2 separate regions of the Homo sapiens genome follow, and region 2 is linked to region 1. The links are chromatin contacts, found by Hi-C or POLR2A ChIA-PET in ENCODE. All regions are on one chromosome and are shown on one strand. Each heading gives the region's core, a stretch centred on a gene start or an enhancer-like site at or near the end of the contact. The rest is flanking DNA. Distances are from core to core; before and after follow the strand shown.

Region 1 (7,673 bases), core at 2,910-5,409:
CAAGAGATTGAACAGATTGTTGGAGAATGATGAGGATTTGCATATTTGGGTGACAGAATGGGAGAAATTTTAGGTGGGGAGAACATCAAGAGTGAAATAAGAGAGGAAGAAATGGCCCAGCCAGATATCTTTGACATTCATTGAGGGGATCCACCTGGCTGGAGCAACCTTTGAACTGGGAAAAGTGTCAGGAGAGGACTTGGAAAATGATTTTGAAACAAATAATGGAAGACCTTGAATTCAAACCTAAGGAAGGCGGTGGACTTCCAGCCATAGGCCATGGGGAGCCAGCAAATATCTCCTTGGGAATTGTTAGATTCACCCATCCATAGATGATATGAGCTTCCCTGACCATGGCTTTGAACTTCTCCATTCACTATAAGCAAGAAAGTTAACACAACAGGGTATAATTATCACCAAGGAATACCATCCCCACTTTCATTTGGCTTCAGGGTTGGTGTAAGCACCTCTTCTGGAGCACTGAACTCATCATTTTCTAATCACTGCTTATTTCTGCATTTCCTCTTCCTCCTCTTTATTTTACTTATTTCTTCTTCTCCTCCTATTTCTCCTCCTCCTTCTTCATCTTCTCTTTGTCCAACTCCTGCTGCTCCTTCTTACTCTCTTCCTCCTCCTTCTTCCTTTTTCCTCCTCCTCCTTCTCCTTATCCATCTCCTCCTTCTTCTCTTTCTCCTTACCGTTTTCCTTCTCCTCCTTCTTCAGTTAGTGCTTATTTTAACCAAACTTAACTTTTTTCAATATGTAAAGGAGGTGGAAGAGCCCATAGTGTGATTTTCTCAGGCCCTGTGGCTCCCCAGTTTGGCCCTGCTTCCAGGAATCCAGTTTCCTGAAATGGTTCCAACATTCACCTGCCTTAAGCCAAGTTGCTCTCTACACAGTTGTAGCAGGAAGAGGCCACACACCTATAAGTAGGGCCTTGTAAAGGGAAATGCTACATGCCTTTCACATTTTAAAACTTCTCCCTTTCATGATGGACAATAGAGTCAATCATTTAAAATTTACAGTTTCAGGCCTTAGAGCTTAAATGGACACAAATATTAAAAGTCCTGTCTGAAAGTCAAAGAACGCCCTACAATTATGTTCTTCCCAAAGATTCAAGAAACATTCATCTGTGATGTTCTAAGATGTGGAACTGAAGTAGAAGATAAACCACAAAGTCTGAGGTGGCTTTGTATTATCTTTGTTATACATTATCTTTGTTTTATAAGTGCATATAGTTGGGTGTTTTAAAAAGGATTGGGGGAGAGTTTTGATGTTTTTCTGTCAGAGTATCTATGGGCAATAAGTACTAAGTTAACCTATCTTCCCCGTTAGACCAAGTCCCTTGAGGTCAGGGACCATGGTCATTTCCACATATTTCATGGGTTCTCAGAAAATGTACCTTGATGGAATGAGGAATAAAAGAATGAATCATAATAATGATTATTAATTTTATTCTGATTCATGTTTTATAACATAATCTTTAAAAACTCATATGCATTTCTTAAGTGCTGAAATTATAAATCATCATCATCATTATTATTTTGGCCCTAGTAAACAAGCCCTTATACATAAAACTACCAGCCCAGTAATTGGCACATAGTATATATTCAATAAATATGGCCTTTTTATCTCCTCACTCCTCATGTCCATATGGAATATAAAAATAATCTAAATTCTTGAAGACTAGTAAATATGAAATTGTACTCGAATAAGCGTGTTCTGATATCCTACTCTTTTTTTCTAAAGTATGTTAAATTACATCATGAAAATCAAGAACATTTAAACCAACAGTTCTATGAATAATCGTATTTTCACAGTGTTCTTCGCTCCTAGACAGAATGAATCTGGGTGCATACAATGCCTCTACAAAACAAGCTAGGTTTTACACAAATATAAAACCAAGACAAAATGCAGCCTTTCTGCGTTTAGATGTTTACTGATAAACAGAGCAACTAGCTAGTCAGTGACAGGACGAGTTTCCTGGTACTCAGATTGACTTGAGCCATTTCTGTGAAGAGGAAGCCAGGTTGTGGAATGGGGAGCAGGGAACACAGAATCTCTAGCATATTGTTTTAAAAGGAAAACTCAAGTACCAAGTAAGATCACCTTGAACACAATCAGTGTCTATATGATTTCACAAAAGATGTTAGACTGTTCTGAACTGAGAATGTTATCCATTTGGAAAGCCATTTTTACTTGTATACCTCTTAAAAATATAGTAAGATCCTTTGTGTAACTTATTCACTAAGCAAATTGCACAAGACTTCTTCAAACTAACATTCCTATTTAATATTCACACTTTACTAGCTCAAAATGAATAGCAACTATAAAGGAGAGTCTAAAGGGGACACCTATACCAGTGTCCCCACACCCACAGGGAGGGAGCTAAGTGAATAGCCAGAGCACACAGAAGGTAACTGCCAGACCTCAAGGCTCAACCCACATTACACACCCATCCTAGAGAAAACATACACATATAAATAAATGAGAATTAAAATGTTTCATTGATTCTATCTCAATAAGGCAATCTACATACTCAAATAGCATAAAGTTTATAGCTGAGGCAAAGGAGGCATTGTGCTTAGCATTTGAGATAATTATATTAATTTTCCACTTTAGAATAAGCTGGTTTTAAAGAGATAAGGAGGAGCAGTTAGGGATTAAACAGTCACAGAGTATAGCCACCTCTTTGGTTTTTGACACAAAGATCCCTTGATTGGAATTTAATCTATTAACTTGGATTCACTTTATTTCACAAAGGAAATTAGAGGTGCCTCACTGGCCCCACTTGGTAGGTATAAACTAATATTTTACTGACAGATATAATCTTATATGCCCCGACATCCCATCACTGAGTAATACAAGTTGCCTATGGTTTTCTTGTTTTTTGCTTTCTGTCAATTTGCAAGAAGCACACGCTACTTTTAAAGAATAAACAATGGGGTGATTGATGAAGCCCACAATTACACAGCCAAGAATATTTTACAGAAGAAACATTATGTGTTTCCTGAAATTTCCACCTTGCATCATGCCCAGGTCTACGTGCTTTATTCTCTATATTTTTAAAGCATAGAATTTGAGAGTTTTGCATGTCAACAATGTCACATGGTTGTCACCCTGAAATGAGAAGAAACCAACACAGCCCAGTACCCAGAAGTATGCTCTCAAATTTCAAAGAGCAATCTCAAAGTATTAAATAGCTTAGTAAAATGCAGTTATGACTTTCCCTTGACTGAAGGGAAGAGAATTTTTAATGTAATAGCAGTAACAGTTAAAATCCTCTTAGCCCGTTATCTATAAGGCATTTTCACATTCACTATCTTATGTAAAAAGATAACTCACCAAACCAGGTGTTTAAGGACTTACCTATTTTTGCAAGGGATGCTAGAAGTATCCAGAGAGTGACCTCATAAGGAATTTGCACATAGTCATAATCCAGTTCAAAAACAGATATCCCTTCCTCTGGCTCTGAGCTGGCAGCAGCAAACCAAGCGTTAGATGCATACTGAGCAGTGGAATTTGCAGATTCATTCAAATCAGAAGATGCTTCAGAACACTCAAGAGCCACTAGCAGTAGCAAACAATTCCAAGGACTGTAAGTCACGAACATCTGCAGAGCCATTCCTGTGGGCTTCTCCTACCTACACCCCTGTGTGGATGTGTGCCACACATCTGAAGTCGGGGAGGCTTCTAGAGAGTGACTGCATCCACCTGGGTCAAAAGTAATATAGGTACAGTCTGTGGGTCCTCCCAAGAAGATTCCGAGTGTGTTATTGAGCTCTGTATGTAGACACTTTCTAATCTGGTTTAAATCGTTTGTGTTCAGGCAACTCAGCTTCCAACTCAAATGCAGTTATTCAATAGACTTGTTAAAGTCCATGGAGCTACCTGGAGGACCTCCATCCAATCATGGCTTGAGCAATTTATGAAAGAAATAAAAATCTCTTCACTTAAAGGCATTTCCTCATTTCACTGCATACTGGCTTTGTCTTGTGGGTGAAAATTTAAAAGGATACTGTAGTGCTCATTCCACAGATCACTGGAGTCCTTCTAATGAGGAAAGGAAACCTTCCCTGTCTATCAGATCCCAAGAAGGAGCTACCTGATCTGCGCTTGTTCCTTCTCTCCTCCCCCTGTCCTCTCATTTGTTTTGAATGACCACGGCTTCAGGTAGCTCTGGAACTACACTTAATTATTTGCTTTGATTTGACTTTTGTAATGAAATCCTTTCTCTGAGGGTTCTCTGGAGGTCACACTGCTGACACCTAGTGGGCACCTGCAATACAACACCCTTGACACTTTCAGTTATGAACGTTAAGGTGACCATGAAATTATCTAAACCAGGACACTTTGGGGAATGAATAATAATGATAATTATGCAAAGCTATAGGCACAAACCAGAATTGTCCAGCAAACTGTCTTATATGGTCTCTATACATGAGGAAGAAGGAGGATAAGAAGGAGGTGGTAACAACAAGGATGGTAGCAAACACTGAAACTTTTGCATGTTACCAGACTCCATGAGCAGTCATTCATAGAAGGAATGAAGTTCCAGATCTCTATGAACTTTACACTATAATTTTTAAAAAACAGGAAGCCAAAGAACAAGTTCCATAAATACACCTAAATACCTGGATTTGTAAAACTCCATGGCACATCCAGATTTTCCATTTAAAAAACATTTGTTGTTGTTAAAAAGAAGCAGCATCATAGAATGTTGATGAAAGAATTTTGAGATAATTTTTATGAGCCTACTTCTCGCTCTTCTACTTGTTGCCAGGTGACCTTGGTGAAGTTAATTACCTTTCAGAAATTCCTTATCTGAAACAGAGAGGAAAATATCTGCCTCATTGAGTAGCTAGGAACATTAAATGAGATAAAGCAAGTAAAGAATTTGGCATGTAGTTGGCACTTAAATGTTAGTTTTTATTTTAAATTACATTTCTTATACTTTTAGGATAAGATACAACACTTTTGCAATGATTACTGATACTCAGTAAAAAATGAGAATAATACATCATCCATATACTACCCCAACATCTCTTTTACATCAAACTGCAAGATGCTTTGTGTTTTGTTTTTTCTTAGTTCATATTAGTGAGTGCAGGGGATTTCCCCCCAGCCAACACACACACACACACACACACACACACACACACACACACACACACACTCAGCTAACATCACTGGGAAATTGAGAAAGGAATGGTTGAGAAGGGCTAACACCTAGATGCAAATTCATAGTGAGGCAATAGAATTAAAAGTTCACATATGAATATTTTTTCTTTTTCCTTCAGTTTGACTCCAGAATAGATTAGATTCAGTCACTGAAATGAGACTATCAGGTGGACTACAAGAAGGGTACACATATTGAGTCGATTATTTTTTCTCAAAGAATATATGAATATCCTTTAATAGAAAGCTGCTTTATAATAGGTGTTTTATTTTTATTTGCATTTTATTGTACTTTTCTTTCTAAAAAGAAATGAGGGAGCAAGTCTCACATAGTGCCTTGTGGAAAGACCAAAATGAAGAATCAAAAGACTTATGTACTCAGACATTAGTTATCTGATTGGCTTTGGAAAATTACCTGTTTGAGCCTTATAGTTTGAGCCTTTATAGTTTTCTCATCTATAAAATAAAGATGCTGTCCATACCTGGTAACCCTTTCCTGCTCTAAAATTCCAAATTTTGTGAGTATATGGCAACCCGTTTAGCCTTATGATCACCTGATGGCTGATAGTCCAGTCCCTCTCAGAGTAAAAATGCCAATCTTGGGAGGATGGTAAGAGAACAACTTGAGCTCTGCAACAGTCTACTAACTTGTGGTCCAGGTTAAGATGTAGCAGCCCACTTCATCAACCATCGGCATCACTTCCACTCATGCAGTACTTTCTTACAGATGTCAGAACATTCTTTCTAAAATGATTTCTTAGTATAAGGTCCCCAGAAAGTGTATGTGAGACAAAGCTTCCATGAGAAGTGCAAACTAAGGGCAGCAAAAGTGAGGGGAAAGGGGGAAGAAAGGAGAAGCTCTTCTAGAATGACAGCATAAGAAGCACCATAGATTTCCTAGTGAAACAACTATAACTGGTGAGATCATTAAAAATCAAAAACAACCATCCAGTCTCTGGAAATTGTCCTAAGAGCAGACAGAAATTGAAAAAAATCTTCTAAATATTGGTAAGACCTGAAGGCACGGCCTGTTTTCTCTACCCACCCCTCAGCTCAATGTGAGAAAAACTCTATTCTGGATGAATGTAGCCACGAGGATGGGGCTGCCTCTAATCCCAGATCCCAGTTTATGACTACAGTTTCTACCCAGAAAAGTCAGGTTGTCAGCATACGTAACCAAACTCTGCCCTACCCCAATCCTAGCAATATGTTGAACAGACTCTATTGCAGGCAAATGTAACTGAATCTACCCCAGAAACAGCAAATTAGGAATACTGGACCCCGATAACTCTCAACTTACTCATAAGACTGAGTTTTCACAACACTGGAAATAAACCAAGATGACCAGTGGCTACTACCCCAGTCCAGCATCCCACTCACACACCAGGGGTATCACTCCAAGAGAAGTAGGTTACTATCTCTATCCCCATCTCCAGAGTAGTGGAACAGAGTTTCTGCCAAGGAGAGGAGACAGGCTATAGAACAGAGAACTCTATAACTAACTCTAAGTATGCTAACTTTATTTGGAACAAAATATAGAGATGTTCAAGCCTAAGGGCACTGTCAAAAACAATGAAGATTTAGGTTGTGAGCAAGGAAGAAAAGCTAGTAGCTCCATGATTGCAATAAGTTAAAGAGTAGACCAACTAGAAGTTTAACAGAAGAACCAGAAAAAGAGATGGCTGAAAAGAGCTCTCCTGAGGCTATAACATGTCTCAGAGACTGGTCTCAAAGATTACCCTGCAAAGGAGCCTGACTTTAATTGGATCGGACTGTGGAGTAATTTATAACCCAAGGCATTGTTGAAAACAATAGGCCATTTCAGCCAGCAGTTACTGGAGGCTAACAGTTGAGTGTGATGTCAATAGATACAACAGACCAGCTAGAAGCTTAATATATCAGTGAAAGAAAGTCAGAGAAGCCTGCTAAAACCATTGTTATTCTGGGGGAAGGGAGAAAGGGCTTAGGGGTATTATAACCATGCCCCAGGCTTCACTGGCTGAGGATCAGTATAAAAAGCTGCACAGGGAAATAGACTTTGCTGATATAGTCCAGCCAAGTCACTAAACAAACAGCAAACAATTAAGCAACAACAAGCCCTGGAGTTGGGGGAGGGGGAGAAAGCAGCATCAAGAATTGCTACAAGAAATCATCTAAAATATCCAGTTTTTAGGCAGAAAAAAATTATGGACTACATACTGTCTACAGAAGTCACATTTTAGTTTCAAAGATACCAGTAGGTTGAAAGTAAAAAAAAAAAAAATGAGAAAAGATATATTACACAAACACTATGCTAAGAGAACTTGAGTGGCTTTACACTGACGAAATATGCTTTAAAATAACAAATGTTACTAGAGATAAAGAGGGACATTTAAGAAAAAGAAAAGTGTCAATCTATCAAGAAGATGTAACAATTCAAACTTATTTATACAAAGTGGGATTTATCTCAGGAAGGCAAGGTTGGTTTAATATTTAAAAATTATTTCATATAACAT
Region 2 (7,673 bases), core at 3,146-5,645, 68 kb before region 1:
TATTAAACCTGTGGATATTTCTATTGAAATTTCATTAAATATGTAAGCCCACTTAGGGAAACTAATAGGTTATTTATACTAACTAGATATATTAATTAATATCTTTATTATATTGAGTCTTCATATCCATCTTCTGTCTTCAATTGAGTCTTCATTAATACCTTCCAAAAAAGTTGTATAATTTTCTCTAAAATGACTGGTATACCATTTCCTAGTGGAAAAAAGTTCAATAATACCAAGAAATGGTATAAATGTAAAAGAAGGACACTAATACCCTTTCCCTATATTACTTGGCATTATCTTCTGAATTTTACTATTCAGATACTCTATGATTCAGCAATTGTTTTTTTGGGAACTTTTCTTAGAGAACATTGGATTTTCAAAAATAGAATAGACAAATTCTAGTATATTCTCACAATGAAATTTTATGCAACGGTAAAATATGAAGCAACTCTAAAGCTAACTGCAACAATAGAGATGAATCTTAGAAACAGTATATACTGAACAAATGTCAGTTTCAAAATATTACATATGGCATAATGCCATTTTTCTAAAGTCTGAAAATGAACAAAATGGAACAATGTGTCCTATAGGAAGGAACACATCTATATAAAACCATAAACATAGAATAATAAATGTGAGATTTAGAGTGTTGGTGATGCATGAAAATGTGATATTTGAGGTATTTTCCCGTTGAAAATTACTTAAACTATGAAATTACACATGTTAACTTCTAAAAGAAAGAAAAATGAGATAGAGAAAGAACATATTCATTGACATAGGAATTGTTCTAGTCCTTCAACTAGGTTGTAGGCTCATGTGTGTTTATTTTAGTGTCTTGATCAGTAATATACACATGGTTCCATATATTATTCTTATGTATCAAATGTTATATACTACAAAAAGAACAATTTTTTATTACTTCAATCTTCAAAATTTTGTTAATTCTCTGGTCAATCTTAGTTAATCTTTATGAAATGTGCTAACAGATTTTTGTTTTAACTTGATCTTCAAAATATTATTATTATTTTTAGTGACAAATATTGCAATATTTACATATAAATTTATGTATTGTCTGAAAATTCACCTCAAAATAATTTGTTGAATGTGGTAGCAAGTATGGGTATGGCTGAAATTAAGATTGGCCATGAGTTAATATTTATTGAAGCTAGGGATGGATATAGAGGTACTCATTATCATCATCTTGTTACTTTTGTATAAGTCAAAATTTCCCATATTAGAAAGTGTTTCTTTAAACCCAACAACCACAAAAGAAATAATAACCATAGAAAAAACATAGATCAATTGAAGCTAAGTAATGCAGATGGGAGCTTTTGTGACCATGAGAGGACAACTGTACACAGGCAGGCAGATCACCAGCTCCATGTGCATTGACAGATCACCAGCCCCACATGCTCTTAGATCACCAGCTCCATGTATACTCATGCAGATAGCTGGATCTATGAGTACTCAGATAGGTCACCAGCCTACATGCTTTTGTTGAAACTTACAGGAAATAGCACCACCCCAGAAAATTCCACTTCTTCTGGCGAAGGGGATAAGCTTCATCCAGACTATTGCCTACTGTTGAATTTTGCATCTCATTCAAATGTTTTCTCCTGTGCATTCAGGCAGAACACCAAGCTAGTGGCATTGATTCCATTTAAGTGTCCATTGTGGGTTGCCTTATTATGTTATTTGTGTTTTGTCTTGAAAGATATAAAAGACAATCAGGACAACATTGATTAAGTTTTGTCAATACTGTCAACAATAGCTCCCTCTCACTAGGAACTGTGGGGCAAATTGTCCATGTCTATCTTCCTTTCCTATTCCACACCTAATCCCAACAGGGCCATGAGGTACACATAGAACTCTCATTCAAGGAAGATCTCAGAGTTCTGTGAGCAAGTTACACAAAGAAAATATTGTTAGTGCCTTCATTTCTCTCTCCCTCTGCCTCTCTCTCTTTCTCTTTCTCTCTTATACACACACACACAGTCACACACACACAGACGTCCTAGAGACATAGAGGGAAGGGCAGCAATTTTTTAAAAATTAGTGTTCAGTAGATTCCTTGCCTGGGGTTTTACATAAATTTTATTTTTTAACATCAGAGGTAACATTATTGTCACCATTTTATACATCAATAAAATAAATAAAGATGCAAAGAGCTATGGTAACTTGTCTAAGGTCCCATAGTCTAATGAGTTCTATTACCAATACATCAAAACAAACAATCTGAACAACAAAAAAGAAAAACTTTTCAGTTGATTTTAGACAGCTTTGCAAAAGCCGGGCATATCTTAGAAGCAAACATAAATACATAATACAATTCATGTGGTAAAAATGATATTTAAATAGACAACTTAAACGAACTGAATCCCACGGCATTTGTTGATACAGTTAGTAATAATTAAATGAAGGCCATTGATGATCTTATTCTTAAGAAATAGTTGGATCAGTATATTAAGTGGATTCCTTAAGGGTCAAATGTATTGAAAGCACAAAGGAGTCAAATTTGAATGAGATGCAAAATTGAGCACTAGGCAATAATCCAGATGAGGCTCACCCCTCTGCCAGAGGAACTGGCCCTTTCTGGGTGGTAGTATTTCCCCACAGTTTTTACAAAAGTAAAATTTAAGTTCACAACATTAAGGTATCAAAAGATTTCACTTTCTCTGATTTCTAGACTAACTTAAATCTGCTCCAAACACTGCCATTTTAGTCTTTCATTTTATATGAATTATTTTGTTGTCTTTCAGCCAATTATAACTCTGAAAATTATAGAAAACTGTTGGCATTGGAAGTAATTCTTGTTCATAGACATACAAATGGTTCTATCAGGTGGAGAGACAATTTTTGATTTCCCCTCCCATCATGCAAAAAGCTTGTTTTGCATCTATTTGTAAGTTAATTTTAGCATTCCCAATTGTCTATAAATGGTATTTTGAATTTGCCTTCAAACTGCTTGAAACATCATATTGGTTTTCTCAATTAATGAGTTGAATATAATCTTTGACAAGTGTTCATCTTCTATTTGAGAGTCATGATTTTATCTTTTTTAAAAAATATATTTTCACAGGATCTAGACAGTCTGACTCCATAGCCCACACGTGCCAAAGATTCTTTGCTTGACCAAACATTAGGCAGAGGCTGAACCTTCTCCAAGGCCCGTTTGTGTACTTCCTTATAAAATCTGTTTTAGAAAAGAACCCTTCTAAGTCAGTTTAGCAAGAAACACCACCCCCAGCCCCATCATGTCTGATTACCCTCAATATCTCATTGGGGTCTTTTCCTCCACCATCCCCCAGGTGATGACTGATTACCCTGGCCTGTCTTCAGCAAGAGTACTGTTAGGTTGGTTTGGCCAGAATCCCCCTTACCCCTGATGTTTCCTCTTAGTAATTTCCCATTCAATTACTCCCACTCTGCCAGTGCTGTAATCAGAGTGGACTCAATCTCTGTTTCTCACTGCAAAATCTCATTACAGTGGTCTCTATATCTATCTTGATTCTCCCAAATGAAGTCTTCCTTACTGTGCCTTAACAAGTGTAATTGAATAATTTTTTCTTTAACACACCTTTAACTACAAAACTATCTAAAACCATCAATATGGTAATACTAACATTTACTGTGCACTAAACTATGTGTCAAACACTCTGCTAATGCTTGGAAGGGTTAAGCAAATTGTCTGAGTAAGGTTTTACAAAACGGCAAAACAGCATTCAAATTCAGGTCTGTTTTACTCCTGTACTCCAGCTCTTAACCACTTGTATTTCCTCTTTAAGTTCTTTCATAGGCACAAAAATGTTTCTGGTTGCTCAAGACAGAAAGAGGGCTCCATACTCCAGAGTTTATAAACTCTTGACCTCATCCAAGTCTCACAACCACTTCATGAGTTAGATGGAGTAGATGTCGTTATCCCCAGTTCAGTGACATGGAACCGACTTCTTTGGTCAATATCACACAACTGCTAAGTAATAGAGCTAATACTCCACCCCACATCTGCTGATTCAGAAATATTGCCTTGTTGAAGGAAGAGGCTATAGGGTTGTCCCCAGACAGGTGAGGCTAATGCCTATTGGAAAGACATCTACTGCAAGGTAAACTACATTTACTGTAATCCTGGAGATAGTTCAGAAGTCTGGAAGAACTGACCCTGTAGTGCTAAACCAAGGTTTAACCATTGCTCTAAGGTATTTAGATCTTAGGACTAAACAGGACACATTAATGAAGCAACATTTTCCCAGAGCTTTCTTTATGTCTGGCATCCAAAGCATTTATAGTCTTATAGAGAACACTGGACAGGACTCTAAGCCTTGCAAATAATTTATCAAATGTAAAATTATCTTCCTGTGTATGGAAGTTTCCTGAGCCTCCCTTAAATACCAAAAAGGCTTAGTGTTGTGATTTAATCACGATAGTACCTTTTCTCCTCCAATAAATTCACCCTACTTCCTCAAGTCATTATGAAACTAAACCTCTTGTGAGGTACCCCAAAATGTCTTATTTTCTGTTCATTCTGCCTGGAAGAATTTAATTGCCAAATTCACCATAGATGTAGTTTACTTTTCAAATTTTCATTTTCATTCTTATAATATTTGTCCAAATGTTTTGTTTTGTTTTTTTTTTTACCAGAGAGCTGCCTGAAACTGCATGTGTTGTGGAGTGAAAGTGCAGACATTCCAGCTGTATTGTCTAAAATCAGAACTTGAAATTCAGCTCCAGGGATGTGGGTGGGGTAGGGCAAGCATTGTTTGCTAAACCCTGTGTTGGGCTGGTCTGTACTGCCCGGCTCTGTGTGACTTTCCATGGGCGTGTCCTTGGGTGAGGACCTGTCCTTTTGTCCTCTCCTTTTAAGAATATCCTTTTTTGGAGGACAAAACATTTATCCTCCTTTCTGACTGGTTGTTTTTTTAACTTCATTTAGAACTTTAGTGATATCCTCCCACCACCCGCCCTCCCCGAAACCTCATCTACACGACCCCTTTTAAAGATGGCACAGTTAGATAATAGAGCTGCCTCCTGAACCAGGTCCAGGACAAGCACAAACTCAAAACAAGGGCCGCCTTCACGGGTGAAAGAGTACACCAGTGAAACCCAGGGTCGGAGTTTCACTCACTCTTAGTTACCCAGAAAAATTGCTGTAAGAAAACAAAATAAATGAAACACTATGGGTCCTTCTTTCCTTTTAGACTGGCTCAGGGCCATGGTGCTAGGCGACCCCTTATTTTAAAAGTTTCTAACTGGCCCAATTTCTAGTATTTTCACTAGTTCAAAGATAAAATCCAATGAAAAAAAATATTGAATAAAAATAATTTAATTCAAGCATAACTCATAGCCTCACTTCACTATATTTGTCCAAAGACGCAGACTCCTGAATGAATGATTTGGTCACACCCTCTGTGAGCATGAATTAGCACTTCAGCATCAGGTAAAATGGAAAGGAACCTTGGAGCTGTGGCAGCAGCAGTCAAACAAGACCTAAATTTTACCTGGTTTGGTAAAGTAACCTTTAAAATTCAAATGATGGTGGCAAAAAGCATATTCTTTTTTTCAGTGTATTCTCTACAACAGTTATGAGGGTAACTACAGCTTAGTGGATAGAGTTAGTGACATTGGAGTCAGACTGCTCTAAATGATACTGCCATTTACTAGCTGTATGTCCTTTGTGATAACTTAACTGAGACTCAGTTTCCTCTTCTGTACAGTGGGGAGAAAAAACATAATAACTACTCTATAAGATTGCTATCAGAATTAAATTTTTAAAGTGTATATATAGAGTACTTAGTAAAATGAGCATATAGTATATGTTCAATTACTGACAAAGTACTTGCCAAGAATATAAGTTCTTTTGCAAATATTATATGAATGCTTCAATAGTTGAAGTCGGCCGGGCGCGGTGGCTCACGCCTGTAATCCCAGCACTTCGGGAGGCCGAGACGGGCGGATCACAAGATCAGGAGATCGAGACCATCCTGGCTAACACGGTGAAACCCCGTCTCTACTAAAAATACAAAAAATTAGCCGGGCATGGTGGCAGGCTCCTGTAGTCCCAGCTACTCGGCAGGCTGAGGCAGGAGAATGGCGTGAACCCGGGAGGCAGAGCTTGCAGTGAGCCAAGATCGCACCACCGCACTCCAGCCTGGGCGACAGAGCAAGACTCCGTCTCACAAAAAAAAAAAAAAAAAAGTTGAAGTCATTCTTCTTATCCCCTCCCATTTTCTTCAGTGGAAATGTTGGTTTATGTGTCCATTCTAAGTAAACAACATAGTTCATGTTTCAACGTTGCCAAGAACTGTGGATATTGTCTGGTCAGGGACTCATTTGGAAACCATGAAAAAGTTCTTTGGAAACAACATATAATTGAAATTCAAAAAGAAACTCAATTAAAATCAGACCAGAACATTTTATAAGTCCTCAAAAACAAAAACATAATGGCTCAAATTAGCAATCTTGCTTATCATCTAATTTTTACATCATTCATTAAGTTTATAAAAACAAATTTTCAAAACGACAACAGTTTCCACTGTATTTACATGTCCACTTTAAAGCAAAGTTCTTTTTTGGCAAGATGGAGCGTCTGTTTTTTCCTATTGGATCTTTCCCAAGCAAGAAAGAATTTTGTGCAGATCTGAGTCACTTATTAAATTCCCAATTCTGCTCAAGGAGGAAATTTAGGTCAGTGGTTATGAGCCAAGACAGACCTGGTGTCTAAGGTCTTCCTTAAAATTAGGGAGACCTTGGATCTGTTACTTAATCTCTCTAAACTCATTTCCCTTCATTTCAGATGTACTGAAACTAGTATGTAAAGCATTTTAATAGTGTCTGGCACATAGTAAGCACTCTAAAAATGTTGGCTATCACTTCTCTATTCAAGATTGATTTCTTAGAACACAGAGGATATACCTTGATTTTAGGACCACCTATTTCAATTTGAGATCTGTATTACTAAGGAAATAGTTTTGGTTCAGTCCACAACATGGTTTTTAGTTAATTTGTTGAATAAACCCCAACTTGAGGAAGACTAGGCAATGGAAATTGTGTTTCTAGCCTGCCACACTTACTTGGGTACCCCTGGCTTGGAAGCTCATTAGAGCCTCAGAAAGAAAAAGAATTTATTAAATCAATTATTGCGCACAGATGAAAGGGCACATCACTTGCTAATTACAGCAGTGGCTAGCACTGATGCAGGCATCTCTTTTATTCTCCTTAGCTTATGGCCCCATTAGCAATTAACGGTGACTGATGTCCTGAAAGGAAGTGTTCTGTCTGCCCTGCTGGGTTTTCTCAGGAGGAATTAGAAATGAGATACTTGACAGAGTTTAGCCAGAAAAATAAAATAAAAAAAATTTAAAACTACAAGAAACCACCTGTTTTATTTGTGGATAAAATATACTTGCAAAAACCTTAAACAGCCTCAACACACTCATTGACTTCATTTATTAAGAATATTTTACTTTGCCTAATTTTGGAACATTATGAAATGTACCAGAAACTATTTTGTTCCATACTAAAAGTGCTTAAACACTTATCTCTTTAGTTAATATTCACAAGTTAACAGAATCACTTTTTTGGAGGGAAGGTCTCTTATAGAAATGAAATTCCAAACTGAGGAATTAAACTCCATTGAGTTTTTTCTCAACAAAAGAGGTTTCCCTTTTCCTCATTGT

Evidence for each region. A loop is a pair of places that touch in the nucleus more often than their neighbours do. ChIA-PET counts read pairs that join two places held with the same protein, here RNA polymerase II (POLR2A). Pooled maps may share reads with other maps.
Region 2: a map of PC-9 shows a loop between it and region 1 (7-fold over the local background). The contact joins the enhancer-like site here to the promoter of SLC9A4 in region 1. A Hi-C loop is called at or near these places in 1 of 168 maps with a recorded cell type or tissue (PC-9) and 2 of 50 pooled maps. POLR2A ChIA-PET finds 5 or more read pairs at or near these places in 1 of 52 experiments (activated CD4-positive, alpha-beta T cell).

What each region holds. Positions count from the first base shown.
Region 1 is chr2:102,469,712-102,477,384 of GRCh38, reverse strand. It overlaps SLC9A4 (solute carrier family 9 member A4), which reads right to left and starts at 4,159. Exons shown (of 12, transcript NM_001011552.4): 1 at 3,370-4,159. The coding sequence starts at 3,625.
Region 2 is chr2:102,538,178-102,545,850 of GRCh38, reverse strand. No RefSeq gene overlaps it. Among named protein-coding and RNA genes, the nearest start is that of SLC9A4, 69 kb to the right of the region's middle. Within about 2 kb of position 4,395, at least 2 of the 41 ENCODE cell types and tissues checked have a DNase peak (open chromatin) inside an H3K27ac peak, as active enhancers do; they include PC-9, where a contact is called at or near this core.